Regions from separate parts of the Mus musculus genome. Here regions 2, 3, 4, 5 and 6 are each linked to region 1. Evidence: chromatin loops called from intact Hi-C (ENCODE). Cell type or tissue: heart. All regions are shown on one strand.

Region 1 (5,000 bases):
AAGTTCACTTCTTCACTTTAAGGATAACGTTCTCAGACTCTGCTCGAATTGCTCTTCGTCTTTTATCCCTTTTCTTTGTGAACTGGAATGCCCTTTAGGCAGCTAACCCTCAGAATCCCAGCAGCTATATTTGATTTTGAATTTTGGTGCACACGAATGCTCCGTGGAAAGAAATACTAGAAGAAAGAAACCTTGTTAATTTCAGTAGAGTTGCCTGAAATTTGATAATGGAGATTGGGAACGGGGTACAAAGTTTTAGAAGGATGTTATATTTTTATCTACTTGAGCGTAAAGGTTAAACACATGGTCTAACTTTTAGAAATTATAATATGTTTAAATACAATTTGAATAAATCACAATATATTTTCAGATGTTTTCACAGCCTTCAAAACTGTGATATTGACTAGCCAACATTTAGTTGAATGATTCCCACTAGCTAAATCAGTCACAAACATTTTTAGACTAGCTATATTTGTTTGTCTAGCACCGAAGTTTCAGTGATAGGAGAGCAAATCCCCTGATCCGAAGGCGCTCTTTGATTGTAAGAGGCAGATGTAAGACATACAGGTAGCATCAGGGCATTGAAAGAAGCACATCCAAGTTGCAGTCCCTGGAGTCACGAGAAGGCCTTGAAAGGGCTAAGCATGTAAGAATAATAGTCCATTGTGTTTCCCAAGAGTTGCCGGAAGAACTTCCCCATGTCCACAAGCAATCTTATACTCTATTGTTAATCTTTGCTTGCTACACATGGGGGATGAGCTAGTCCAATTCTAAATCAGTGCCAAAGTTTAAATGGGGGAATATTAGAAGAAATTACAATTATTTGGCCTTATCTTGATCCTGCTAAAATATTACCTTCACTCCAAGCCCGGCTGGTGAGCTTTCTGATCTGTTTGTTATTAATCCACGCTTCCACTTGCTTCCGTCTTGGTTTCCGTGACATGGTTTTTTTTTTTTTTTTTACATATCTAGGCATTTCAGTTTTGAAAAATGCTAGTGGAAATAATGTATACATAGGTTTCTGCATTGTTGTTCCACGGACTCAAAAGGAAAGTAAACAAAGAAAACTTGGACAGGAGTGCTGCTTAGCTACAACTCTTTCAATGTTCTGCTCTGAGGACCTGAAGTTTCTTAGGAAGACCAACAAAAATTTAGGCTTGAGCTCACCACATACATTAAACAGTCATGTTGTCTTCTCTAAAAGTTAGACAATATCATTTTTCTAAGAGTGGGAAGCATGCCACACCACTAAAACCAAGAATGGTATCATAAACTCCAAGTACTTAGTACTGCATGTACTGTGTACTATGTACATTACTACAGGAAGCTAACGCACTTCCCTTTTTACATACTGAGATGAAGGTGCTGTTGGCTGATATCATTTTAAATATCCAACAAGTGATGATATTCTGAGTATATGAAGTTGCAAAAGAAGCTACAACTAAAACTAATTACTGACGACTAAATTTCAACAGGTAGTTAAAGTCATGAGCTTAAGGTTAGCATGACTGAGATTTTATATTGAGACGTTGGAAAGAAGGAAAAATGGTGAAATGTTAAAAAGAACGAAGGGCGAAGGATAAATGTAAACAAGATACTTCGTCATCATTTGAAATAACTTACTGATTTCAAAGTCACTGTTCAAAATGAAAATTCATGTCAATTTCTTAGCCCCTTTTCTTTTTCACTCACCTCGTAGCCTCTAGGCATGCTGAGACACCTCCTGTGTCATTTTTATTCTATAGGTACACACATGGAACATCTATGGCCTGAAAAGTTGTAAGAAATGCAGTCTGTGCTTTGGTGATCTTGAGTGTGATGCTGCAACTTTGCCCTGTGAGGGTGGGCAGGATGTGCAATGAGAAGTGGCACAGACGGCTCCTGGGTGCGTTTTGGGGTGTGAATGTGTCTGTGATTTTCATTACTAGGCTAGCCATCTTTTTATAAAGCAGAATAAACAAGAGTAACAGTTCTCATGCATTAAATTAAAAAGGTTTTAGATGAACCTAGCAAAATGCGAACTCTAATATTTAAAACAAGTAGTATAACGGAAAAACAAAACTTCAAGGTATATCTTTCCAAACTATCAACGATAGGATTATGGTCAGTGATAGGACTATGATCAATGATAAGATTACAATTTGTAAAAGTGGATTGTCTAAACATTTTCATTCAGAAAGGCAGTGGTAACTTTCAATAGTTTTAAAACTCATACGGCCAAAAGGTGGCAGTGTCCTCCTGAGTTTCTGTGTAAGCCTCATTTCTCTAGAGGTGAGATTATCAAGTGTTCTGCCTCTAATGCGCTTTTAAAAGAAACTGTAAGCAGTTTCATCGCTATGACATATACCAAATGATAATTATAACTGAGCAGAAGTGCTTTTCACAAGGACAGTTTTAGAGACTTTTTGTGTTGAACTATTTGAAGTCTTCTGTACAGCACAAAGACAGAGACCTCACACATAAGGAGGCTGAGAGAGACTGATTGATCGATAGAGAGACATTTTACAAACCATTATCCAGTTAACGTGCAGGCTTTACACTTTCTACGAAGTTTTCTGTTGTTTATCTTTCTGGGCTTCTAGTCAGTCTTCGATAGAAATTGGTTCGTTGTAACAGTAGGCGAGCAGTGATTAGAAAATGACGGGAGCAATACAGACTCTGTTCCTGTCAGACAGTGGTTTTCCACTAGTATGCTCACTTTAGAATTCTTTTTCCCAAGAAACAAATAATAAACAATCACAAACAACAGCATGGAAGGAGAGCACATACAAACATTCTTCTTAGAAAATATTGTAGCCGGGCATGGTGGCGCACGCCTTTAATCCCAGCACTCAGGAGGCAGAGGCAGGTGGATTTCTGAGTTCGAGGCCAGCCTGGTCTACAAAGTGAATTCCAGGACAGCCAGGGCTATACAGAGAAACCTTGTCTCGGAAACAAACAAACAAACAAACAAACAAACAAAAAACCAACAACAAAAACAAACGAAAGAAAGAAAGAAAGAAAGAAAGAAAGAAAGAAAATATTGTTATTAATTCTTTGGAAGTTTCACAAATGTTTTGATTGTATTCTTTCCCCTCCCCCAGCTCTTTCCAGGTCCACCCTCTCTCCATACCCACCCAACGTTGTGCTCTTCTTCCTACCCCCCCATCAATACAAACGTGTGTTGCCCAAATATTCTTGGATGTTCCACTGGAACATAGCTGACTTGCCACTGGCTACATTCTTAGAGAGAACGGAGGCTCCCCTCTCCCAGCTGTAACAGCTGCCCATCATTCCTCAGGTAGGGGTAGGAGTTTGTATTCACATCACTCTGCATGCTTGGATTTGGTCTAGCTTGTTTGAATTCCCACTGGCCTTACGTGTGTTGTCACAATCAATGTGATTTTGCACGTGCAGCTGTCCCGCTGTTCTCTGAGAACATCGTTTCTTTGTAGTCAGCTGCTGTTTCTGGCTCATACACTCTTTCTGCCCTCTTTTTTTTTTGCAGCGATGCTCTAGTCTTGGGAGGAAGGCATATGGTATATCTGTTTCATTAGGGCTAAGCATTATGCAGCATGTGCACTTGGTCCAGTGTGGATCCCTTTGGAAATCATCATCCACTGCAAACAGGAGCTCATCAGGTAAGGGTTGAGAGAGCCATGGTTATAACAAGTTGTCATTAGAAGTCAGTTTAGGACTATGTTCATTTAGCAGTATAATAGTTGTATGTTCTCTCTTAGAGCCTATCACCTGTTTAGCCATGGGCTTTGGTCTTGTAATACTGACTGGTGTGGGTTTCATCTTATGTAGCATGAGAGATACCCAATCAGAGAGTGGTTATAAAACTGGAACTACTGTTACATCAGTGGACAAGTCTAGTCAGGCCCGTCATTATTGTCCCTTGTAGAGTTCACAGCCACGAGTGTTTGATGCTTATTTTTATTCTCCAGTAGCATGTAAAATGTTTTATAAAAGCTAGCCAGCTTGGAGAAAGCTTTTTGGATAGTTGCTGAGTGATCTCCTTATATTCCATGACTTAAATTTGTGGTATCTTCTGCAGTAGGATCTTACTGTCAACTTCTGGGGGATAGCCATAAACAACTGCAATAGCCTGTAATATTGGGGGTGTGTGTCTATGAAACTTCACCGGAGAGGCAACACCAAAGATATTTAGAAAAACCTCTATGTAAACCTACTACTGTAGACTCTCTAGTAAACACTCACACATTACACATGTATGTACATAAAAATAATTAAAAATGAAAAATTTCGACAACAGGGTAACTGTGACCTTCCTAGACATAACAGGACAACAAAAGCCTTAGTGGCAGAAATGGGTTACTTCTTTTGTAGTAAACATATTTTAAAAAAAGATCTTAGTATTATAATGAAAACAAGTGAAGGAAATAACTTCAACAAATGAGTCTATCCCAGTTTCTAAATTTGTTCCAAAATCTTAGACAAATACTGAGGCAATGTTTACCTGAGGCAAACTTCGTTTTGCAAGCATTAATAGTCAGAGCCTGTCACTGTTTGTCAGAGTCTTGCAACAGTGCTGTGGATTGTCACCATCTTAAGTAAGGCTTGGCACCATAGTCTGAAAGCAGTACAAGGATTTCAGGTTTGAATTTGTCCAAACACCCAAGGACTTTCATTTCCAGTCTCAGGACACGGAGGAAAAGCCAATGATCCTGGTTGTCGTGCTTGCGATTCTGAACTTGTGAGGTTTAGCTACTTCTCTCCGCTATACGTAAATGGGACGAAATAGTTGTATTTGGAAATACCAGGCAGTGCAATTACTGAACTCTACGCAGCATTTTCAACTTTAAACAAACCTTAAGTACGGTTACCATGTGCTAGACTGATAGTTATTTTTAGTTGATGGGTCAAGATGATTTTTAATATTCAACTTTGTGGAAAAGAATCAAATGCATTAATTTTTTAGTTACGTGTACTGGTGACAAAGATTTTTTGAGTGGTATTTTTATTTTCAAGTCCTTTAGCCACAGAACATAGCCAGC
Region 2 (5,000 bases), 470 kb after region 1:
GACTCTCAGAGGGGGGATTCCCCTTCTCAGGAAGAAGGTGGAATGGTGGAGTGGGGGAGGGGATCCTGGAAGGAAAGAAAGGGCTGATATTGGGTTGTAAAGGGAATAAATAAATACTTTTTAAAATTCCTTTGAGGAAGTTAGTTTTAACCAACAAGGCTATACATTCTATAGCTTACATGTCAAGAAAATAAAAAGGTAGGACTTTACATTGTATGAGCAATAAATGAAAGCAAGATTTATATTCAAGGCAAGATTAAATTTAAATACATATCTTTTTAAAAAACTGTATTCAGTAAAAACATTTTCAAAGTTATTTTAAAATGTGTGTGTGTAAAAACACACAGATTGCTCAAAAACTTTTTTAAAAAAGTTTTAAATTATACTTAGATTTCTTTCCCACCCTGGAAAAGGAAGCTATTTAATTCAGAATAATAAGATGGATATTATTGACAAGAGGGCATCTGGAAATAACTAGAGGGAGAGGTGCAAGCGCAGAGGTATAAGAAATTCAAATATGCATCCCACAGAGTGCTAAATCCATTTTCAAAATATTTGATCTGGATTGGTAAAGAAACAAGGGGAGAAGGAAAGAGGAGGGGGAGGGGGAGGTAGAGGAGGAGGAAGGGGAGGGAGAAGAAGGCTAAGGGGAGGGAGAGGAGAGGGAAGAAGAGGACAGGGAAAGGGGGAGGGGAAAGGAGGGATGAATCTATTCATTATCATTCATGATTATGATGCCCTTTTTTCATTTATTTATTTACTTATTTGTTCACTTTACATCTGGATGGCATCCTCCCCCCAGTCCCACCTTTACAAGCCCCTACCCTCCCACTACCCCCTCATATTCTCTGAGGAGGAACCTTGGGCACTGCCCTGACCCTGACCCCGACCCCGCCCCTCGCCATGGAAGTTGCCTGCCACTGGATTCCCTTCTGCTAGCAGGACTGCCTGGTTTATGGTGTTCTTAATAGTGTGTGTGTGTGTGTGTGGGGGGGGGGGAATGGGGTGGCCGGGCTAGCTAGCGGGGATGGGGTGGGGGAGGGGGCTAACTAGCAATGCATTTAATACATTTGTGTATGATTTCTGCGAGGAAGAAATCGAGAGGGAACCTTGGCAGGAGCAGAGGGTAGATTGTTTTGTGAATTGAGTTTTCGAAACCCTTAAAACATACAAGGCTATATTCTTTCTGAACAAATGTTCATTTTCTACTTTGTCATTGAGGAAACCTTTAAAGAATGGAAAAACAAAGGCCAAAGAGGAGAGGTCTTCGCAGCTGGTTTATACCACTTTTTGTCTGACTCTGGCCAAACTTATCTGTCTCTCCAGCTGTGAGGAATATGATATTGACTCTGACTTTGGGAAAAGAGACATGAGCAATTTCAGGTTAAATTTGAAGCCTCTTATAAACAGAATTAAGGCTGCCTTGGGCGCAGTGGGTGTATGTATAACAGCTTTGATGTTTCCTGAGAAAGCTGGCTACTCATGTCCTGCACTGGACCTGCGACTCAGCATCCGCTGTTCGTGTCACTGGTCAAAATCATTTCGGCTTCGGAGTTTTGTCGATGTACCTGTGCTCACTGGAAATATAGGATTGTTGAAATATTTGAGAACAAATTTTTTATAAAACTCATTTACTCACTTCCGAAGTAATTTAGAAGTTCAATGGACTTTTATTTACTTACGAAATTAGTTATTGAAACAATTTTTATTAAAATATTTTCTCATCTAAGCCTTAGCAGTCAACAACAGGGGATTAGGAAAACGACCATTTTATCTGCCACTCAACTGAGAATCTTCATCCACTGAAAGAGTGTATTTCCTGTCTGTGCTAGAAGGCTGGTCTTGCCCTAAGTGCGCAAAGAACTCCATCAGCTCAAGCAACCGAGTTGATTGGCCAGACAAAGTCCCTAGGGAGAGGAGGGTCTGTCTGTTTAGAAAGAAAAGAGTTCTTAATTAAAATGCCAAGCTGCTTCACTTTTAAATAAACGCACGGGTTTTACCTCTTTAGCACATTGAGGATGCTGATTGGTAGATAGCAAATTGCAAAGACCAGAAGTACAACCATGAGCATCCGGGCTGTTTTCCTTCGTGCTCGGATCTGCTTTATCTCAGCAGCAACAGCGCTAATCCGAGCCTTGCTCTGCTGTCCGGACCCCCGGGGCTGAGAAACCGGCTGCTGCTGCTTCCATTTTCTCTGAACCACAGAAGAAGTTCCGGGAATCTGAAAGGAGATGGAATCCCTCATTGGTACTTATCAAAGTTCTACAAAGAAGATGTAACCACAAGAGTGAGAAGCAGAAGTTTGGAGTTTGAAATTTTCGTCTCTCCAAGCACTGGCTAGGCGGAGTATGTTCTTATCACACATTTCGTCAAACACCAAATAGTTATATGCCTGGGGAAAAAGTTAAAAGTAAGCTTATATTGTTCTTGTGTTAAAACACGATAATCTTGTCAAGGTCTGAAGAGAACAACAAGAATACATTCCCTTATTAAACAGAGAAGGGACATATAGAGAAAAGAACGCTAAGAAAATTCAGATTATAAGATTTCATTATAAGTTCTAAATTCAGAAGTCTCCTAAATTTAAACACTCATCAGATAACAGGACTGCCTGCCCTCCCCACACACACCGAAAAACAAAAAACTTAAATGACATTTTGATGCATCGATACTGCCACCTGCTGTCGAGTAGAGACACGGCACCTAACCAGCTACTGAGTTTTATGAGGTTTTCTGTCTCCTGTTGAGACAAAGCAATTCCATGTGTAGAAGGAACAAAAACTATTCTTCGTGATTTAATGTTCGCACTTACAAAATTGCCTGAAACTAATTTTGCAATTTTCCCTTCTTGAAAGTGCACGAACACACCGAGAATCCTTCCAGGTCTTACACTAATGTCTTAAATAGCCACTATTTGTAGCAATTACATTACACAACGTGCGTTTCCTTTGATTTTTCTGTTGGTTGATAATAGCAGAAAGTTCTGCCAAGTATAATATTTTCTTAATTACAATCTCATGAATTGATAGATCTTAGCAAAATATTAAAATGCAGCTTATTCATTTTTTTTTAAAGATGTGCCAGTAAGTCCACCGCGGGGACAGCTTGATTGTGTTACAGTTACTCAGCGGCTACTTTTATCTCTGCACCGCACACAGTACAGAGCAGCGCGTTCCCGTGGCCTCTCAGAATGAAGGCTACCTTGAACCCGTGGCTGTTTACACTATGAGATCAAAGTCTATTAGAGAATCTTTCATTTGAAAATGGAGCTTTGCTTTGATGTCCAAACAGATGAGTCTCATTACATGAGACCCCACTTGACCATCTTCTCTCAGTTCAGGAGATCAATCACGCAGATGAAAACCGGCCGTGAGACAGAAACTTCTCAGAAATGGGCAGGGCCACCTCGAGAAACCACTGGCTGAGGAGATAAAGAGTCACAAATGCTCCCATTTTGATGATTCTATTTTAAAATTTTCTAAAAAGATTTTTCAATTTTTATTTTGTGTGTATGAGTGTTTTGATCTCTTGTGTATCTGTGTGTCACATGTATACCTGGTGCCTGCACAGGTCGGATAAAGGAAATGGATTCCCTGGGACTGAAGTTGGATGGTTGTGAGCGGTTACACTTAATTGCTGAGGATCTCTTCAGTATTGTGGCTCTCTTTTTTAAAAAAATAGTTTTAGAAAGAATTGTTTTAGATGTAGCACTAGATCTTAGAAAGTTCCAGAATAATTCTATCACAAAAGCTGGTAAGTATCCATAATGGTCTTGAAGTGGAGTCTAAGTAGAACCATAAAGATCATTCTATTTTTAATGTTCCCGTGAAGGGAGAGCCAACATTCTGCCCAGTGACGACTTCTTCAAGTATCAAAAACATTCCCATGAAGAGAAAGTGGCGCAGGGGGCAGAGTTGTGGCCCTTGCGATGAAAAGAAAGGGACCTGTGCTGGTGTTATTCTCAGATAACAACAACCTGTAGGCAAAAGAAGCTTAGTCCTGCCTTCCATTCTTCACTGATAAGCTGTGCAGAGAAGCCGAGCAGCCCAAAGGGGACAGCAGAAAATTCATCAGGAGCCATTACATCAACTGACATGCAAGAATTGCACATAGCCTCAAGTCAAGTTCAGTGTGTCCTTAAAGGTAAATTGGAAATTTCATTTTATAGATTTGACTGAGAAGATTCTAAGTAGAAGAGAGCAAAATACTTCAGACCATGTATTTAATTTGTATAGAACTTCAAAACACATCTTATTTTTTAATTGTGAAAGGATTTCTCTTGCAAATTTACATACAAGAGAATAAGTCTTTTGTGTGCATTTTATATGCATGCACGTGTACAGTTTTATATGCACGTGTGTGTGTGTGCAGTTTTGTTTGTGTACATATGTGTGCACAAGCCTTGGAGGTCAGAAGACAATGTAGTCTGGCATTCCTCAGTTGATAGATATCTTACTCTTTAAGTAGGCCAGCTGGTCTACCTAGTTAGCCTTAGGGATCTTCCTGGTTTCCCTTCTCCAGCACTGAGGTTACAACTATGTGCCATGATACCCAGATTTTTTTTTTTTTTGCATGATTTTGGAATGTTAAACTCTTGTCTTCATGCTTACAAGGCAAGACATTTGTAGGCTGAGCTATCACCCTAGGCCCCTGGGTTTTGAATGCATGCCTTATAACATAAAAGTACTAATAATGATTTAAAAGAGCCAGAAAAGACACATCCCAATTGTTTGTCTTTATGGAAGGTCTTTCGCCAATATGACACCGAGAGAAATTTTCTACCTAACTGTAGAAAGCAAATCACAGCAATACATGTTCACTGTGTTTTAAATGAACTGTGTAAACTATCTTTGATATTTAAAAAAATACTGCAATACTACATACTGAAATGTGAACAATAATTATTAGTCCAAAGTACCATGCAAATGATGAATACTGAAAAAGAAATGAAATAAGATGCCAGCCACATAGAAGAGAGGCATTTCATGTTTCTGGATTGG
Region 3 (5,000 bases), 1.6 Mb after region 1:
CACGGCAAAAGCAACCGCAATGGCGAAGAAGCACGAGACACCCTCCTGAGCCAAGCTTCCCCTGGGAGTTTCTTTCCTTCTCTAGCATGATCATCTTTATCACCCAGCTACGGGCTAGAGCTGTCCTTCATTGCCAAGGGACTCACACCGAAGATAATCATTTGTCGAGCATGTGTGGATTCTGTCAGCCTGCCAGAGACCAGTGTTTGTTTTTGCCCCTCTCTCTGAGCATGTCAATTCTCAGGACGGATTACTGGTTCCAGACAATTGCCAAGGTCAAGGAAGTCACTGGTCGCTCTGTGCTCTAACTCAGTGCTCCAGCCCAGTGCTCAGGCTTCATGAAGAACTGGATGTGTTGGCCCTAATTCTGATCTTGCCCTTTACAGCTGTGCATCATTAAACAAATCTCTTCCCTACATGTGTTATTAACTTAAAAATTCCAGGACCTGGGATATGAGGCTCATATCAAAGGGACACTTCTAGCCCTGTATTCACAGCCATGAATCAATCACCTTCAAGAAAAAGTTAAAATCCGAATCACCTATTTAATGATGCTCAGATGCCCAGACAATATCCCAGTCAGTGTTTTTAACAAGGGAAAAATCAGTATGAACCACGGGTTGTGAAGTTGTACCAGGCTGAGATGATGCTTCTCTGTAAGCCACAAAACAGTTTGCTTAAAACATACAAGAAGTCAGTTTTGATCCTTAATCATCAGGGAAATGCAAATCAAAACAACCCTGAGATTCCACCTCACACCAGTGAGAATGGCTAAGATCAAAAATTCAGGTGACAGCAGATGCTGGCGAGGATGTGGAGAAAGAGGAACACTCCTCCATTGTTGGTGGGATTGCAGGCTTGTACAACCACTCTGGAAATCAGTCTGGCGGTTCCTCAGAAAATTGGACATAGTACTACCGGAGGATCCAGCAATACCTCTCCTGGGCATATATCCAGAAGAAGCCCCAACTGGTAAGAAGGACACATGCTCCACTATGTTCATAGCAGCCTTATTTATAATAGCCAGAAACTGGAAAGAACCCAGATGCCCCTCAACAGAGGAATGGATACAGAAAATGTGGTACATCTACACAATGGAGTACTACTCAGCTATTAAAAAGAATGAATTTATGAAATTCCTAGCCAAATGGATGGACCTGGAGAGCATCATCCTGAGTGAGGTAACACAATCACAAAGGAACTCACACAATATGTACTCACTGATAAGTGGATACTAGCCCAAAACCTAGGATACCCACGATATAAGATACAATTTCCTAAACACATGAAACTCAAGAAAAATGAAGACTGAAGTGTGGACACTATGCCCCTCCTTAGAAGTGGGAACAAAACACCCATGGAAGGAGTTACAGAAACAAAGTTTGGAGCTGAGATGAAAGGATGGACCATGTAGAGACTGCCATATCCAGGGATCCACCCCATAATCAGCATCCAAACGCTGACACCATTGCATATACTAGCAAGATTTTATCGAAAGGACCCAGATGTAGCTGTCTCTTGTGAGACTATGCCGGGGCCTAGCAAACACAGAAGTGGATGCTCACAGTCAGCTAATGGATGGATCACAGGGCTCCCAATGGAGGAGCTAGAGAAAGTACCCAAGGAGCTAAAGGGATCTTCAACCCTATAGGTGGAACAACATTATGAACTAACCAGTACCCCTGAGCTCTTGACTCTAGCTGCATATGTATCAAAAGATGGCCTAGTCGGCCATCACTGGAAAGAGAGGCCCATTGGACACGCAGACTTTGTGTGCCCCGGTACAGGGGAACGCCAGGGCCAAAGGGGGGGAGTGGGTGGGTAGGGGAGTGGGGGTGGGTGGGTAAGGGGGACTTTTGGTATAGCATTGGAAATGTAAAGGAGCTAAATACCTAATAAAAAATGGAAAAAAAAAAAAAAAAAAAAGAAGTCAGTTTTGCTCCTTCAAAGAGTCTTTCAAAAAAAAAAAAAAAAAAAAAAAAAGCAAATGGCTATAGACAACGTCTCTCTTCTACTGGGAGAGACTGCCCCCTGCTGGCCACCTTCTGCCATGCAGTCACCTCCAGGAGTCAGCTTCCAAAACCTGCTAACACTACCTTCGCAATCTTCTGCATGTGATCTAGAATTGCGTTTTTCAGGAAAGAAACGCCCCGGGGGTATTTATATAGGAGGAGTGCTGTAAGCATCACACACAATGTGTCATCCAGATATGGGAAGACTGAGGAGACAACATTAGAAAAGTAGATAAACTGTACCTACACTAAAAATACCAAATTTCCTTTAAAAAAAAAGAAAACCTACTTCAAAATGTAGTGATAATTATATGCTTATAGGAAATTAAAGTCAAGATATGAGAGACAGAGACAGAGACAGAGTCAGAGTCAGATGCAAAATGCCCTAGCTGCATATGTAGCAGAGGATGGCCTTGTCGGTCATCAATGGGAGGAGAGGCCCTTGGTCCTGTGAAGGCTCTGTGCCTCAGTATAGAGGAATGCCAGGGCCAGGAAGCAGGAGTGGGTAGGTTGGGGTGCCAGGGGGAGGGGATAGGGAATTTTCAGAGGGGAAACTAGGAAAGGGGATAACATTTCAAATGTAAATAAAGAAAATATCTAATAAAAAAAACATTAAAGAAATCTGAGGAATCGAGAGGGGATCATCCACTTCCACACATCGAAGCTGCTGGACCACCAACCCAGTGAAGAAGGCTGAGGATGTCGCGGCTGTTTGCTGGCTGTCTCCTTTAGCTGGCTGGTGGGGTGTGTAGAGAGCTCCGCCAGGCCCTACCCAGGAGGCAAACATCCTCCGTCGTGCAAACCACATTTCTGAGGCCACACTGCAAAGCCAAAGCTTGTCTTTACCCTTTAAGGATGTTTAAGGCCGGGCACACCGTGTGGGCATACCCACACACACACCCCCCCGTGGTGTGGGTGTGTGTGTGTGTGTGTGTGTGTATGTGTGTGTGTGTGTGTGTGTGTGTGTGTGTGTGTGTGTGTGTGTGTGTGTGTGTTAAAGCTTTTCTTGACTGGCTGATTCTAGTCTGCTCTGTCTGAGTTTTTTTTTTTTTTGGTTTTTTTCCCCCGGCTGATATCTGCTGTACTCTGTATTTTTCCTGCCTTTTAATTCTTTAACCTGCAGGAAAAAAAAATAAAAATCAAGTCCCCTAGATTGTAACATTTTGGTGGCGTCCACTTGAGACTTCTTTCTAGGTCTTCATAAACCGAGCCAACGGGGATGTCAAGGAGGCTCGGATGTTAAAAGCGTTGACTACTCTTCCAGAGGATTCAGTGGTTCACAGCTGTCTAACTCCAGTCCTAGAGCAGAACTGGGGATTCTTCTCTCTAATGAGCAATGTAGCCTCCAGTACAGGGCAGCCACGGTGCTTGCACTGAGCTGCAGCCCCGGCTCTGCCGGATGCCACCCGAATGAACTCTGGAGCACGGACAGAATGGAATCTGCAGCATAGTCGGCTCACAGCAACATGGTTTAGTGGGCACTTGTGACCAGCCTGGTGGCCTGAGTTCTAACCCCGGGACCCACAGCCAGCAAGGAGAGAACCAACTCCTATGGCTTCCAAACCCTCTAAGTGGCACAGATGTGCCAACATACATACACAAAACACACACACACAATGAATAAACAAAATAAAACCAAGCAGTTCGGTCTGGGTGTGCTTAAGACTGACAGAATATATTCACTCTGGGTAGAAGTCAGTGAAGCCCCACGTGGCGCCTAGCTCTTCCACTTATAAAAGTCCTCTAGCCTCTCAGAGTTTCTTTTATCACATAAAAATGTGAAAAGTGCTTTCCTTGGGGGAAAAAATGTGAAGATCAAGTGAAATAATGTCTACAAAAACATAGTAAGTTCTTTTCAGATATTCTAAAAAGTATGGAATCAGAGGAAAACAATCAAAGCGCATTCTCCTTGGGAATATCGGGGGATGAGGAGCCCTGAAGGGCAGAACCCTCAGCTGGCACCACCCTGCCCCCTGCTGGACATCCGTGAAAGTACACTCAAGAGCCAAGGGAGGAGAAAGGATCCAAGTCTCCAAGAAACTAGGACTATTAGACATACCAGGTAAGTTTCCTCAGCGGCTCTCAGTGCTAATTTACAGACTATCCTATTCATTTCACATTTGAGCAGGTTGTTTGCGGGTTGGCTTCAAATTGCCATGAAAGAAAACTGTGGAAAAAATAAAGTAAGACCTTCAGCTCAAAGAAAGAAAGGAAGGAAGGAAGGAAGGAAGGAAGGAAGGAAGGAAGGAAGGAAGAAAGAAAGAAAGAAAGAAAGAAAGAAAGAAAGAAAGAAAGAAAGAAAGAAAGAAAGAAAGAAAGAAAGAAAGAAAGAAAGAAAGAAAGAAAGAAAGAAAGAAAGAAAGAAAGGAAAAGAAAAAAAAGGAAAAAGAAAAAAAGGGGGAAAAAAGTGGGCTTCCATACAGGAGCTGCCAGAAAGTGATCAAATAAAATTGCTTCTACATATAGCTGCCAAAGCTTTCAGTGTGTCCCCAGACAACCCTTCACTGTATGGGTGTGTGTGTGTGTGTGTGTCTGTGTCTGTGTCTGTGTGTCTGTGTGTGTGTGTCTGTCTGTCTGTCTGTGTGTCTGTCTGTCTGTGTGTGTGTATAACCTTGTTAAGTAACTCTGAAAGCTCATCCCAGTATGATGTTGGCTTTGCTTTCATTTCCACAGCACCATAAGGTGGCTCAGTTCTGACTATGTCCCTCTATACCTCGAGATTCGCATGAAGAAAGGATTTTATGCTAGACTCGTAGAAGGCACAAGGTCCTGTGTGCACAGATAAGCACCAGGGAACCAGGAATGCTAAACATTCAGGGTTGTCACCTCCATGGAAGAAATAAAATTCCTGCTTTCTACCCAGAGAGCTGAGAGGGGATGCTCTTAATGACCTGGTGACCTTTGCTATCTGTGGAGCCAGACCCCCTGTAAATCTGCCAGAATGCCTATCCCAGACTCCCCCTCCCTAGACCTTTATCTTTACCTCCC
Region 4 (5,000 bases), 360 kb after region 1:
CTAAGAAGGGAGTCTCCCAAGGAAAGGGGCCTTTCTCACCTGTCAGCACTCTATTCTCAGCTCACACCACATCCCAGAGAGATGTTTCAGGTCAGAGAAGGATGGGTGTGAAGGGGTTTGGCAGGGCCTGTCCCTTAGTTTATGATGACTGTGAACCAGTTCTATTAGCCCCAGTGTACAACTAGCCCTTCCTTTCTCTGTCTCATTCTAACCATGTGAAGTGGCACATACCGGTTGCCCTCCAGACCCTCACTTTGCTCATCCATCAAATGGGCATGCGTTATTAGCCACTTCACATGGCACTCTGGCACTTTTTCCATTGTAAAGTGTACAATCCCTGTGAAAAGTAAGCTTTAATAAGTATTTCTTAATATCTTTGATATTTTCTCAGCCTTACAGAAATGGTCAGCTTCCTTGTATATATATTTCATATATTAATATGAAATTTAATTTTTATATATTAATATCTTTAATTTAATTCCAATATGACTATTATATTTTAATATGAGTAGTGAAAGTATGATATAACCTATTTGTAGAACACAAGTGGAAAGATTAAGAAATTCTATTTCAAAATTCAATGTCTGTTATATGAAAGTTTTAGTGATGACCATATTCATTCCTAAATGTAGATACATACATGCATGCATGTACACAGAATGGCTGATACCCTAGTATTGAGAAGTATATCAGTTGGTCAAAACATTGAGAATTATTTATGTGTCCCAGTTGTTTACCTTCTATGGTTGTCATGGTATGACATCATCTTCACTATATAGTTGCATGGCAAATGTGAGTTCTCTGTCTGGGGTACCCTAGTTCAACATGGTGTAATGATTTAAATTGTTGAAAAGCATTACTTGGTAAGATCTGGGCTTATTGAAAAGGATGCTGTGATCCATTAGTGATATCTGGATTAGTAAAGAGAAATGATTATACTGGTGACTGCAGTTATGCATGAGAGAGAACACTGGCTATGATGAACAAAATGAAGAGCCAAATTACCAGAAAATGGCAATGGTCTTTTTTATTAATATATTTTAAGTGCACGTGTGCGTGTGTGTGTGTGTGTGTGTGTGTGTGTGTGTGTGTTGCATCTTAGCCTCCTGAGACCAGAAAAGGGTATCAGAGCTGCTTGGGCTGGAGTTACAGGCAGCTGTGAGCCAGCCAACATGGGTGCTGGGATGCAAACGCATGTACTCAGGAAGAGGAACTTCACCACTAAGCCATCTCTCCTTGTCCAGTGAGTACAGTTATGTGATTTTATCCTGTATGAACACTTAGCCCTGGGTAATATTAATCCAAAGCGAATAATTTCCAAAGGCAGGGGGAAATAGAGAAGGTAGAAAGAGAGAGGCTGACCATGGCCACATGGAGAGGGGTTCCCCCTTCTATGTCAATATTTTCTGAGATCAGAGGGAGAGAGAGAAGGAGGGCTAGAGAAGAGAGTAAAAAAGGTGAGAGCTTAAAGGGGAATAATTTTCAATATTAGAAATAGTATTTTAAATCTAACATTGTGTAGATTTTAAAAGGATGCTATTTTTTAGAGAACAAAAGAATAGATTTTTTTTTCAAAAAATTTACATTGCCAAAATGTTTGAGTCTTTAATAACTTCAATACCTAAAAGCTTAGACTATATGGGATGTGTTGGAAACAGAATGGGACGCTTTTAGATTTGTTTGTTATACTTCCATTATGTAAACACACATATATTTTGGGGGGATTATTTCTAAGCACCACTTATGGATAAACTTTTCTTTAATTAGTATGTCTGTATAGTTAATTAGTATGTCTGCATGGTTTGAGCATCTGGTATTTTGTAAAACTTAGCATGCCTCAGAATTTACCTACTGTTCTAGTAAAGAAGCAATGTGCTTATGATATATCTTGTCCCATTTATTACTTTCCAGAAAGGGCTATGAATGTCCATTTTACACAGATCTGCAGAGCTCAAGTGAGGCCACAGGGTTTGTTGATTAGTAAGGGAAAGATTGGAAGGGGGATAGTCACAGTGCTCCAGCTGAAGATTTTTGTTTAGTTTGCTTTGCTTTATTCGTGTTTCGGGCCCTGGGAAAATTGCTTCTCTTTGGATTCCGGTAGGTTACCCTTACCACACAGGACACAGGATTTAATATATTTTATTTCTAACTTAAAGTTCCATGGGAGTTTATGTCTAGTTTTGGTTATGTCATAGTTTTGGTTAATAAATATTTCAAGTCAGAGGAAGAAGTAAAGAATATGTTAGCCTTGGCCTTATACATTCTGCAGCCTCATTAGTCTTACATTTATTTTGAACCTAAGAAGGTTGTTTATTTGATGGATTGTATTACATATTAGCTATCCACTCTGACTGGGACCCAGTGGCTTGTAAACACAAGACATGAACTTGGGGGATTCCTTTTTTTTAAAATTTTTTTATTAGGTATTTATTTCATTTACATTTCCAATGCTATCCCAAAAGTACCCCACATGCTCCCCCACCCACTCCCCCCTCCCACTCCCACTTTTTGGCCCTGACGTTCCCCTGTACTGGGGCATATAAAGTTTGCACGACCAATGGGCCTCTCTTTCCACTGATGGCCAACTAGGCCATCTTCTGATACATATGCAGCTAAAGACACGAGCTCCGGGGGTACTGGTTAGTTCATATTGTTGTTCCACATATAGGGTTGCAGATCCCTTTAGCTCCTTGGTTACTTTCTCTAGCTCCTCCTTTGGGGGCCCTGTGATCCATCCAATAGCTGACTGTGAGCATCCACTTCTGTGTTTGCCAGGCCCCAGCATAGCCTCACAAGAGACAGCTCTATCTGGGTCCTTTCAGCAAAACCTTGCTAGTGTATGCAATGGTGTCGAACTTGGGGGATTCTGATGTTACACTGCCACCACGTGGCTGTTCATCTCAAGATGGACATTGCTTCTGAGATGTAAAAATAAGTACTTTGTTTTTATTATGGTATCACAATAGTTTGGCATGTACTACACACAAACAAATACACACACACACACACACACACAAACACACACACACACACACACACACACACACACACACACACACACACACACACACACACAGCCTTGTACATATACAGCCATCAAGAACCTGTCCTAAGCGAAGCTTTGTGTTTAGTGAGAGACAGGACAGTATCCTAATGCTGCTCATCTTCCTGAAGTAAAGATAAGTGGTCTGTGCATCAACTACACATAATGATACACCAAGTTCAGTCATAAATTCTAAACATATTCCCCCTATATGTGATAAATCATCAGTAGAGCAAATAATGCTGTTTTTCTTAGTTTGTTCTATATTTGTCTATGTGTTTGGTATACATACAATTAGACATTTCTGCAGTAAATTTGGAGCAGTCAAAGAATGTAGTATTTGTTGTTTATAGTCTTAAACATATATATATGTTTTTGAGATATCTATCTATCTATCTATCTATCTATCTATCTATCTATCTATCTATCTATATGAATATATATGAGGTATTATGTAGTGTTTCAAAATGTCTCTATATGTTGTGAGTTTTATTTGTTTTCTTTTACTTTTTGCTGTAAGTCATTCTACGTAGTTTAGAAAGCCCTGAGCTCCACAGCTCACCAGCTGTACTGCCCCCTGCCCCAGTACTTACTGTACTTACAGACAGGTGCCTCCACCCATGGGCTAGCACTGTGCAGCCTTTACATTGCAATAGGTATATCTGTCTTCTCAAACACTCATCATTTTAAACTTAAAAATCCCTCTCTGTCTTTTTAATGTATGCCATTTACCATCATTATCTGTAATCACATACTTTGAAATAGTTCTCATTCCTGTTTAATTGAAGCCTACTGCCATTGATCAAAGCCGCCCCACCCCCCACTCTCCCCACTCTACTGTCCTGTCCTATGAAATTCACTTTTGTGTATGCTGCATATACATATGATCTGGAGGTGTTTTTCTTCCTGTGTTTTTTTTTTCCTTCTTCTTCATTTGTTGTAAAGATCTACAGTTCCATCTGTGTTTTTGCAAATGACACAATGCCATTTTATTTCTGATAAATAGCATTCCATTGTATATAGGTACTACTTTTTTAATCCACTCTTCAGAGATGGATTTTTTCTTTGTTTCTCCCTTTTGGCTATTGTAAGAGAGTATAATTTAGTACCAGCACAGCTTTACGGTATCACTTGTCTTGTTGCTGAATGGAAATACCTGGCACAAGCAACAGAAGAGAAGGTTTATCTTGGCACACATCACGGTAAGACAAACATGGCCATCGGCAGCCAGGATAGCTGATCACATCGTGTTCAAAGTCAGGGAGGAAAGCCATGGAAGATCAGTGTGCTTCCTCCTTTTTAATTCAGTTCAGGACAGCAGCCTATGGACTGTTGCCACCCATGGTGGGTTTTCCCACCCCATAAACTTAATCAGCATAATCTTTCAAAGGCATGGCCACTGTGTTACTCTACATTTTTACCAAGTTGACCATAGAGATTAGTTGTCACAACTGCCCATTGAAAGCTTTTTATTTAGACAGAACATATAATTGAGAATAATTTTTATTAGATATTTTCTTTATTTACATTTCAAATGTTACCCCCTTTCCTAGTTTCCCCTCCAAAATCCCCCTATCGTCTCCCCTCTCCCTCTGCTCCCCAACCCACCCACTCCTGCTTCCTGGCCCAGGCATTCCTTATACTGGGGCATAGAACCTTCAAAGGACCAAGGACCTCTCCTCCCACTGATGACCTACTAGGCCTTCCTCTGCTACATATGCAGCTAGAGCCACGAGTTCCTCCGTGTGTTTTCTTTGATTGGTGGTTTAGTCCCTGGGAGCTCTGGAGTTACTGGTTAGTTCATATTGTTGTTCCTCTTAGGGGGCTGCAAACTCCTTAGCTCCTTGGGTACTTTCTCTAGCTCCTTTATTGGGGACCCTGTGCTCCATCTAATGGATGACTGTGAACATCCACTTCTGTATGAGTCAGGCACTTGGCAGAGCCTTTCAGGAGACAG
Region 5 (5,000 bases), 140 kb after region 1:
CACTCCGTAAATCCAGAAACCAACCAGAACCAGATAGCAAAGAAATTTGATGTGTCTCTGCATGATGAGAGGAAAAGAGCCTTCTGGGGTATTTGTGTAAACTTGTGACCAGAAATCACACTTGTGAATTTTCACGATCCTCTAGTGGATCTGAAAATACATTGGAGAAAGAACAGGGAGATGCTGTCTGGGGACTGCAGTGCCATCCCAGGCCTTGAGGTCCACCCACTGAAAACATGTGAAGCTCATAGCCAAAGTGATATGCAGGAAGTACTGTAAGGGTTAAACAGAACAACATAGGTAGCACAAATCAGAAAGGTTATCCAGTTGTTGAGTATATCCTTGATAATGTGTAGATATGATATGCTTTTTGAGGAAAGCAAAATCTTATATGAAATATTTTAAGTGGGCTGATAGGTCCAAGAAGGAAAAAAAATTAAACTTTACTAGATGTGCTGGTTTAGTGAGTTAGATCTGCAGACATTTTTCCCTAAGACGACAGCAAGATAGATGAAGAGAGGGCAGTTTACAGGGGAATTGAAAGTTCATATGTATCAAAGGATGCCCTATCATGTGTTTATTTCAGGTTACTGAAGTGAGTTTTGGGCTAATATTTGGCCCATCAAACAAAGCATCATACTCAAATTGGAAATCAGTCAACACATACTTCCTGTCTTCGAAATTTTGCTAAGGAAAAAAAATGTCATTTAGAAGTATGAATTTAGCCAAAATTATCTTCCCAAATCTTAGGCAATATAAAAACATTTCAAGGCAGATAAAGCAAGAAGCTAAAAGAAAATTTAGTATTAAAAGCAAGTCTGTTGCTAAAAGATGTACCTCAAAAAAAAAAAAAGAACAATTGTATTGTATTTAAAATAGAGTTGAGATAGAATGACTGGCACTATCATCATAAAATGCATGTGATTAGATGTTGGTAATTGAAGAGGGTGTTTGTTGTTTGCTTGAGACAGGGTGACACTGTTCTGAGGTGATGGATAATATAGTTTTGTCTAATGATGACTAAACAAACATCTTCAGCTTTTTCCTCAGAATTCACGGTGAAGATTCCTGATAAAACCAGACCTGAAAACTAGTATGTCCCATCTAAACTTTTTCTATAAAAAGTATACTGCAGCTGGAGAGATGGCTCAGCGGTCAAGAACACAGGCTGCTCTTCCAGCGGTCCTGAGTTCAATTCCAGCAACTACATGGTGGCTCACAACCATCTGTAATGGAATCCCATGCCCTCTTCTGATGTGCCTGAATACAGCCACAGTGTACTCACATATATAAAATAAACAAATCTTTAAAAAAGCAAAACAAAGCTTATAGTTTTAGGCTTTTGTGTCTCTGACATAACTATTCAAACTTGCTTCTCTATTTTCAAAGCAGGTAAAGAAATGACTTAAAGGGAGGAGGGTGGCTGTGGCAGAGCACTTCATTTGTAGAAACAAGGTATGGATGACATTGGTCTCAAACTAAATTATTCTAACAGCCACTCTATATCAGCATGGGAGGTACTCGCAATGTCATAAAATTCAATCAGTTCACACAAATACAATAGGAAAAGAAAGGAAAGAAATGTGTCTAAGGGGCAAAATGATACAGAAGCAAAGCAGAAAGGGGTCCAGATAATCATATAACATTTAATGCAAACAGACTAAAGCAATCATTGCTGCCTTGGTTGATTTTAAATAATTGTTTCAACAAGTATGCTCATGACATGCTATTAAAAAGAAATATGCTTAAAATTTAAAACTACAGGAAAGATGAGGATAACACAAAGGGACATACAAATATTAGAACAGTATCCACTAAAGGAAACTGGGTAATTATAGTAATAAAATAAATTACATTGCCATTTTAAAAATCTTTATTAGAGGCAATGAGAGATATTACATCGGAGCTTTCAACATCATCTACTCTTAAATTTTTAATGTTCCTAATACTATAAAATTGGGGGCCAGAGAGATGGCTCAGGGGTTAAGAACACTTGTTCTTTCAGCAGATCCAAGTCCAGCATCTATTTGGCTGCTTGTAGCTGCTTCCTGTAATCTCAGCAGTAGGAGGATCTGACTCCCTCTTCTGGTCTCTTTGAGCACTGCACTCACATGCACCAGTCCATGCCCAAATACATGTGCACATAGTTAAAAGTAAAAACTTTGCACATAGTTAAAAGTAAAAACTTTAAATAAATAAGACAGTTTTTATATTAATAAAGGTCGAATGTACCCTTTTCACTGTAAAAGTATTAGCAAATTTCTCACAAGAATTAATAGACTAATAGGAAAAAAAAATAGGGTCAGTTGGAAGAGGGCAAATGTACCTGGTTAGCAAATATGATTTAGTAGTCATGTGTGGAACAACCATGATATATAATGCGTTCAAGTCAATGTTTTACCCAACTTCAAAACATAAATTCAGCAACTTAAAGAACATTTTTGGCAAGAATATATGATTATATTGAAGCAATTTATCTTTTTTTTTGTCCCTGACATGTATGACTACAATCTGAACAAAGTTTGTCTTTTAGAAAAAACTATAACTAAGTAGTGTGCTTTCTTTTAAATATGAGGACATATGAATTTTTGTTATATAATATCATAAGGCATTGTTTATATTAACTTTACTAATCCAATAACAATAAGCTGGGTGTGATCATATCCCCATTGCCCAACAGGTAGAAGTCAGAGGCAGGAGGACTGTAAGTTCAAGGTCAACTGACCTTCAAATGGAAAAAAAAAAAACCACACGATCATCTCATTAGATGCTGAAAATGACTTCAACAAAATACAACACCCCTTCATTTTCAAAGTTCTGGAGAGATCAGGAATTCATGGCACATACCTAAATATGATAAAAGCAACATGTAGCAAAACAATAGCCAACATTAAATTAAATAGAGAGAGACTAGAAGCAATTTCACTAAAATCAGGGACAAGGCTGCCCACTCTCTCCCTACTTATTCAATATAGTACTCGAAGTTCTACCCAGAACAATTAGACAACAAAAGGAGGTCAAAGGGATATAAATTTGAAAGGAAGAAGTCAAAATATCACTATTTGCAGGTGATATGATCATATACTTAAGCAACCCCCAAAATTCCACCAGAGAACTAGCACACCTGACAAACAACTTCAGCAAAGTATCTGGATATAAAATTAACTCAAAAGAAAATCAGTAGCCTTCATATATACAAAGAATAAACAGGCTGAGAAAAAATTAGGAAAAAAAACCAACCTTCACAATAGTCACAAATAATATAAAATACCTTGGTGTAACTCTAGCCAAGAAACTGAAAGATTTGTATGACAAGAACTTCAAGTCTCTGAAGTAAGAAATCCAAGAACACTTCAGAAGATGGAAGATCTCCCATGCTCATGGATTGGTAGGATTAACATAGTAAAAATGGCCATCTTACCACAAGCAATCTACAGGTTCAGTGCAATCCCCATCAAAATTTCAACTCAATTCTTCACTGAGATGCGAAGAGCAATTCTTAACTTCATCTGGAATAACAAAAAACCTAGGATAGTGAAAACAGTTCTAAACATCTGGGGAAATCACCATCTTTGACCTCAAGCTGTATTACAGAGCAATAGTGATAAAACTGCATGGTATTGGTACAGAGACAGGCAGAAAGATAAGTGGAAAGGAATTGAAGACCCAGAAATAAACCCACATACCTATGGTCACTTGATCTTTGACAAAGAAGACAAAATCATCCAGTGGGAAAAAAGACCGCATTTTCAACAAATGGTGCTGGTTCAACTGGCGGTCTGCATGTAGAAGAATGCAAATTGATCCACTCTTATCTCCCTGTACAAGGCTCAAGTCCAAGTGGATCAAGGGCATCCACATAAAACCAGATATGCTGAATCTAATAGAAGAGAAAGTGGGGAAAAGCCTTGAACACATGGGCACAGGGGAAAACTTCCTGAACAAAACACCAATGGCTCAGGCTCTAAGATCAACAATTGACAAATGGGACTTCATGAAGCACTTTTAATTCCCATCTTGCATTGTTCATTTTGTATTTGCAGATATATTCAAAACATAAATAGGTGCCATAGTCAAGAGTGGGTTAAGCCTTTGCACAACTGAATATTAACAGACAACTTTATATTCATCAAAGATAAGGAACAATCTTAACTTTAAACATCATCTGATGGAAGCACAGTGTGTGGTCAGGATGAACGTGGATGACTGGAAGAAGTTTGTGTGCTGGACCAGTTGTTTACTCTCCCATCTATTGCCAAATTATGCTTTTATTGATCCTAGACCAATGAAGTAAAAGTACTTAGCTACTATATTTGATATATTAAATATTGTCTATTAAATATGTATTTATGTGTTTATATTCATGCTGCCTGGTGGTACTATTTCTTAATGGCAAAGGTTATTTGCCAATGTGGGTACTAATATCCCTATTGTTTATATCTAGTCAGGTGCCAACATTTTATAAACATCATTTAATCAAAAATAAGTAGATAAAAGAATAAATAAATTTAACAAACCCTTTTAATTTGTTTCCTTTTTTAAATAAAGGAAAAAAAGCCTTATGTTTTGGGATGTATGCCATTGTATCTAGCAACCTGAGCTCAATATTTAGTATTTTCATTTGTGGGATTTTTTTTCTTTAAATTTCTAAATTTATAATTCATGACCGACCTCTCAATTTTTATTTTCATATACTACTTATACTGTTCCACAACACCAGAAAATATCCAAGTCAATCATGTGTACTTTGTTTAAATATGCCCTTAGAGGTGCGGAGAAATAATACAAAGATGTAATGGGAAATGTATCCACTAACTTAAGTGTGAAACAAGGAATTAACAGAACTTTCCATATTTCTAATAGATTTATTCTGGGGCTTCTTAAACTTTGGCCCAACTGACTTTTTTTTTTTTGTGTGTGTGTGTGTGTGAATGTCAGTTCTCTGAAGGATGAGATATTGGTTAACATTCACCACTTTTACCCATGAGATCCTACGGCAT
Region 6 (5,000 bases), 230 kb after region 1:
TCTGGCTATCAAAGCTCCAGTTGGGAGAAAGGGCTGGAAAAGCAACATCAGTCACTAATAATGAATTTCTTGGGAACTCCCTGTACTTATTTGCACCCCCACACTCCTTTCTCTCTATTGGCATTAAAGCAGTAGGCTCTCTGGCTTAACATCTCCAGGTAGTAAGTATCTGAACTTCCGCTAGTGAGGCATAGATGACAGATTTAGCTCGAGCCCATATCGGATAGATCACAAGCACCTGTAACCCCAGCGCTAGGGGATCCAATGCTTGTCTGCCTCCGTAGACACCTGCACTAATATGTACATACTCCCACACAGACAAAACCTCCCATACATAATTAAAAATGAAATAAATCTTTCTTTTTAAAAATGAGCTTTGAAGTAAGATTTTCCTGATGATATTATTCAGAAATATTTTATGGATAAGATTTTCTATTCTTGTGCAAAATTCAAGTGCTATGGGTTTCTGGCCTCAAACACTAAATTAACACTTAAGCTAGTCCACAAGCCTCTTGCCAGTCATCCTATAATGAAGTCAGAAGTGCTCATGATGGTGGTTAGCAACCCCTCTGTCTTTCAATTTCCTTGTATTCACTCTTTTTTTTTTTTTTGGCTTGAATGAGATGTCCTCTATAATCTTAGGCATTTGAACACTTGGTGCTCAGTTGGTTATTCTGTGGTTACTCTATTTGAAGACGTTTAGGAGGTGTGACCTTGTTGGACAATGTGTTTCATTGGCCGAAGGCTTTGAGACATTTGCCATTTTTACTTGCAGCTCAAGATATGAGCTTTCAGTTGTTCTTGCCCCCATGCCTGCCTGATACCAGGCTTCTTCACAGTGATGGTGATGGACTCTTAATCATAGAACCACAAGCTCAAAATAAAGTCTTCCTTCTATAAGTTGCTTCAAAGTTGGTGTTTTATTACAGTAATAAAAAAGTGACTATTATATAGAGTCTCAGTTTAGTTCTGGCAAGCCAAGAACTCCCTATGTAGACAAGAATGGTGGTAAACTCACAGAGACCTGCCTGCTTCTGTCTCTTGGGTGCTGAGATTAAAGGTGTGCCCCAACCCAATACCACTTGCATTTTTAAAAGTGCAAAGAATGTCTTTAAATTCTTTGATGCTTTCTTAATGGCTAGCTTTGGGCTTGCTCTTCTCAGGTTCTGCAATGCAGTTAACATCCATGTGTTCACTTTGTAATCTACTCTACAATTGTTTCTGCTGGTTTTTTTTTTTTTTGGTGTGGGTTTTAATAATAAATTTTAGCTAGGAAGTAGAGGGTATAGATAGGTTGGTAGGATTTTATCCTTCTTATTTTATCTTATTCAAATAAATTATTTAATAATTATTTCCATATCACCTGGTATTAGAAAATTATTTTGGGTATAGCATGAAACTAATAGAAAAGAAAGTGGGGAAGACCCTCAAACACATGGGCACAGGGGAAAACTTCCTGAACAGAACACCAATAGCTTATGCTCTAAGATCAAGAATTGACAAATGGGACCTAAGAACATTGTAAGGCTTCTGTAAGGCAAACGACACCGTCAATAGGACAAAATGGCAACCAACAGATTTTATCAACCCTACATCCGATAGAAGGCTAATATCCAATAAATACAAAGAACTCAAGAAGTTAGGCTTCCGAGAATCAAATAACCCTATAAAAATGTGGTACAGAGCTAAACAAAGAATTCTCAACTGAGTAATATCAAATGGCCCAAAATCACCTAAAGAAGTATACAACATCCTTATTCTTTTAAATCTTATTGATTTGCAGGGAAATGCAAATCAAACAACCCTGAGATTTCACCTCATACCAGTCAGAATAGCTAAGATTAAAAACTCAGGTGACAGCAGATGCTGGTGAGGATATGGAGAAAGAGGAACAATCCTCTATTGCTGGTGCAACCATTCTGGAAATCAGTTTGGTGGTTCCTCAGAAAATTGGACCCAGCTATATCACTCCTGGGCATATACCCAAAGATGCTCCAACATATAACAAGGACACATACTTCACTATGTTCATAGCAGCCTTATTTATAATATCCAGAAGCTGGAAAGAACCAAAGATGTCCTTCAACAGAGGAATGGATGCAGAAAATGTGGTACATTTATACAATAGAGTACTATTTGGCTATTAAAAACAATGAAGTCATGAAATTCTTAGGCAAATGGATGGACCTAGAAAATATCATTTTGAGTGAGGTAACCCAACCACAAAAGAACACACATGGTATACACTCACTGATAAGTGGATATTAGCCCAGAAGCTCAGAATACCCAAGATACAATTCACAGACCACATGAAGCTCAAGAAGAAGGAAGGCCAAAATATAGATACTTCGGTCCTTCTTTGAAGGGAGACCAAAAAAAAAAAAAAAAAAAAAAAACCCTTCAAAGAGGAGTTACAAAGTGTGGATCAAAAACTGAAGGAATGACCATCCAGAGACTGCCCCACCTGGGGATCCATCTCATATACAGTCACCAAACTCAGACACTATTGTGGATGCCAGAAAGTGCATGCTGACAGGAGCCTGATGTAGCTGTTTCTTCAGAGGCTCTCTCAGAGCCTGACAAATACAGAGGTGGATGCTCTCCGCCAATCATTGAACTGAGCAAGGGTTCTCCAATAGAGGAGTTAGAGAAAGGACTAAAGAACCTGAAGGACTTTGCAACCCCATTGGAAGAACTACAATATCAATCAACCAGACCTCCCAGAGCTTCCAGGGACCAAACCACCAAGCAAAGAGTATACATGGAGGGACCCATAGCTCTAGCCACATATGTAGCAGAGGATGTCCTTGCTGGCCATCACTGTGAGAAGAGGCCCTTAGTCCTGTGAAGGCTTGATGCCCCAGTGTAGGGGAATGCGAGGTGGGGAGGTTAGAGTGAGTGGGTTGGTGGGTGGGGGAACACCCTTATAGAAGCAGAGGGAGGGGTGGGATAGAGGGTTTCAGGGGGGAACCTGGAAAGGGGATAACATTTGAAGCGTAAATAAAGAAAATATCCAATAAAAAATGAGTACTGCCCTCTTCTGGTATTTCTGGAGACAGTGACAGTGTACTCACGTAAAAAAAATAAATAAATAAAAAATAAATCTTAAAGAAACAGACAAACAAACAAACCAAAAACCTGACTCACTATCCAAGCAACTATCAAATGCCAGTACCTCCTCCACTAGTGGTAATATTTTATTTTTATGTCCCTCTCTGTGTTGAGATCGTAGGAATTGTACAAGTTTTGTGCATTCTCAATGAGTTCATTTGTGCAAATGTTCTGAAGTGTCTGAAAAACAATTTACATGATGTTATTGACTCTTCTGTCTCTTATAATTTCTCTCTCTCTCTCTCTCTCTCTCTCTCTCTCTCTCTCTCTCTCTCTCTCTCCTCTTCTGCAGACATCTGTGAACCTTTGGGGAATGGATATTATATTTGGTGCTGAGCACTACACAGTCTTTAATCGACCAGGTCTCATGTTGACCAGATGAGATTCTCTGTGTTAATTGCTATTTACTGCAAAGAGAATGTACTCTGAAGAGGGTTGAGAAATGCTATGATCCATAGGTATGGCAAGAAGTTATTAAGAGTCGTTTTAGTACTATGTCTATTACTAGAATAATACTATTTGGTTCTCTTCTAAAAGCACAGACACACACACAGACACACACACACACACACACACACACACACACACACACACACACACACAAAGCCTATATAGCAACCTTAACAGTTCCATGTGTGGATTCCATCTCACAGAGTGGGCCTTAGATACAACCCAAGAGTGATTGGATCATTTTATAACATCATGCCACAGTGATCATATTTTCTCAGACCAGTCATTGTTGTGGCTTGAAGGGTTGGTTCACAGCTAGGTGAGATTGAGTAATGCTTTTCTTCTCCAGCAGTGGGCATAGAACCATCTGGCAACAACAAACACGAACTAATATGGACAAAACTTTCAGATGAGTACCAGCCTGATGTTTCTAGGTTTTGTGTCTCAAGTATGTAGCATGTTTAGCAATAGGGTCTTACTAGCAAGTTGTGGGTGGTAACCAAGAGCATTGGCAATAGCTTGTAATGTTTGAGGGTCTGTGAGATCCCATTAGTCAAAGATTAATCTTTCCCTCTCATCTCACCTGTTTTTGTTGCTGAGGCCTTTATTTCCTTTCATGAGGTGTTTAGTTAGGGTTCTGCCCCTCTAATTGTAGGTTAGCACCATTAACATCAACTTTCTCCTTCTTTCTCTGTCTCTCTGTCTGTCTCCCTCTTTCTCTGTCTCTGTGTCTCTGTGTCTCTGTGTCTTTGTGTCTGTGTCTGTGTCTGTGTCTGTCTCTGTCTCTGTCTCTCTCTCTCTCCCTCTCTCCCTCTCCATAGTTCTCATTCAGGTATTTGTTCATATCTTCTTTAAGTTCCTTGAAAATATTTATAATATATATTATATAGCTGTTTTGAAATCATTGTCCTGTATATTAATTAAGTATTAATTAAGTTGCTTCTCTTAGAGAATAGTACAATTGTTTGCTAATTTCTGGAGGAGACATATTGTATTTTTTTACTTTTTTTTTGCATTTGGACTTAAGCATCTAGAATTAGGTCTTTAAAGTGGCTCTTAGTATGGATATTTGATATCCCTTTTGTTGGATGGTGTGGTTGTTTGGATCTTTGTTTAATATTTTCCAACACAAAAGGTTGTGGTAGAGTTGAATGGTACTTCATTTTGATGTTCCCGCCTTGAGTTCATGATCTGGCTTATCTCAGTGATGGAGTGTGACAACCTGAGGGCTGAAATAAACTCCTTCTCAAGTTGCTTTCTTGGTCCTGTTGTCTGATCATAGCAATAGAAACCCTAACTATGAGAGTCCTTCTCATGCAATTTATTTACATATACATCAACATATTTCTGCATATAAATACACACATATCTATAGAGTAAGTAGAAAAACACCACAGAAAATAACTTTTTAATAATTATTATTCAAATAGATTTATTCT

Evidence for each region. Hi-C counts contacts between places; a loop is a spot of excess contacts. Peaks named below come from ENCODE experiments on the same cell type or tissue, not always from the same donor. Only the 100,000 strongest peaks of a DNase experiment are listed, where the experiment ranks them.
Region 2: a loop joins it to region 1, with 7 times the contacts of the local background. A loop is called at or near these places in 30 of 42 quality-filtered maps.
Region 3: a loop joins it to region 1, with 5 times the contacts of the local background. A loop is called at or near these places in 4 of 42 quality-filtered maps.
Region 4: a loop joins it to region 1, with 8 times the contacts of the local background. A loop is called at or near these places in 36 of 42 quality-filtered maps.
Region 5: a loop joins it to region 1, with 2.4 times the contacts of the local background. A loop is called at or near these places in 6 of 42 quality-filtered maps.
Region 6: it touches region 1 in a loop (3-fold over the local background); 3 of 42 quality-filtered maps call a loop at or near these places.

Annotation. Positions count from the first base shown.
Region 1 is chr9:75,760,450-75,765,449 of GRCm38, forward strand. It overlaps Gm39373 (a long non-coding RNA gene), which reads left to right and starts at 3,361. Exons shown (of 2, transcript XR_870927.2): 1 at 3,361-3,620. In heart, a CTCF peak has its summit at 2,218 (motif pointing right); no DNase peak of the experiment used is centred here.
Region 2 is chr9:76,234,169-76,239,168 of GRCm38, forward strand. It overlaps Hcrtr2 (hypocretin (orexin) receptor 2), which reads right to left. Exons shown (of 8, transcript NM_198962.4): 5 at 2,001-2,221. Among named protein-coding and RNA genes, the nearest start is that of Gfral, 23 kb to the left of the region's middle. In heart, a CTCF peak has its summit at 2,688 (motif pointing left); no DNase peak of the experiment used is centred here; H3K4me3 peaks cover 1,653 bases; H3K27ac peaks cover 1,501 bases.
Region 3 is chr9:77,377,780-77,382,779 of GRCm38, forward strand. The region is part of intron 3 of 5730403I07Rik (RIKEN cDNA 5730403I07 gene); the gene reads right to left. Among named protein-coding and RNA genes, the nearest start is that of 5730403I07Rik, 19 kb to the right of the region's middle. In heart, CTCF peaks have their summits at 2,050 (motif pointing left) and 3,983 (motif pointing left); no DNase peak of the experiment used is centred here; H3K27ac peaks cover 397 bases.
Region 4 is chr9:76,120,212-76,125,211 of GRCm38, forward strand. All of the region lies in intron 7 of Hmgcll1 (3-hydroxymethyl-3-methylglutaryl-Coenzyme A lyase-like 1), which reads left to right. Among named protein-coding and RNA genes, the nearest start is that of Gfral, 91 kb to the right of the region's middle. In heart, a CTCF peak has its summit at 2,892 (motif pointing left); no DNase peak of the experiment used is centred here.
Region 5 is chr9:75,903,613-75,908,612 of GRCm38, forward strand. No RefSeq gene overlaps it. Among named protein-coding and RNA genes, the nearest start is that of Hmgcll1, 110 kb to the right of the region's middle. In heart, a CTCF peak has its summit at 2,100 (motif pointing left); no DNase peak of the experiment used is centred here.
Region 6 is chr9:75,989,832-75,994,831 of GRCm38, forward strand. No RefSeq gene overlaps it. Among named protein-coding and RNA genes, the nearest start is that of Hmgcll1, 23 kb to the right of the region's middle. In heart, no CTCF peak of the experiment used is centred here; no DNase peak of the experiment used is centred here.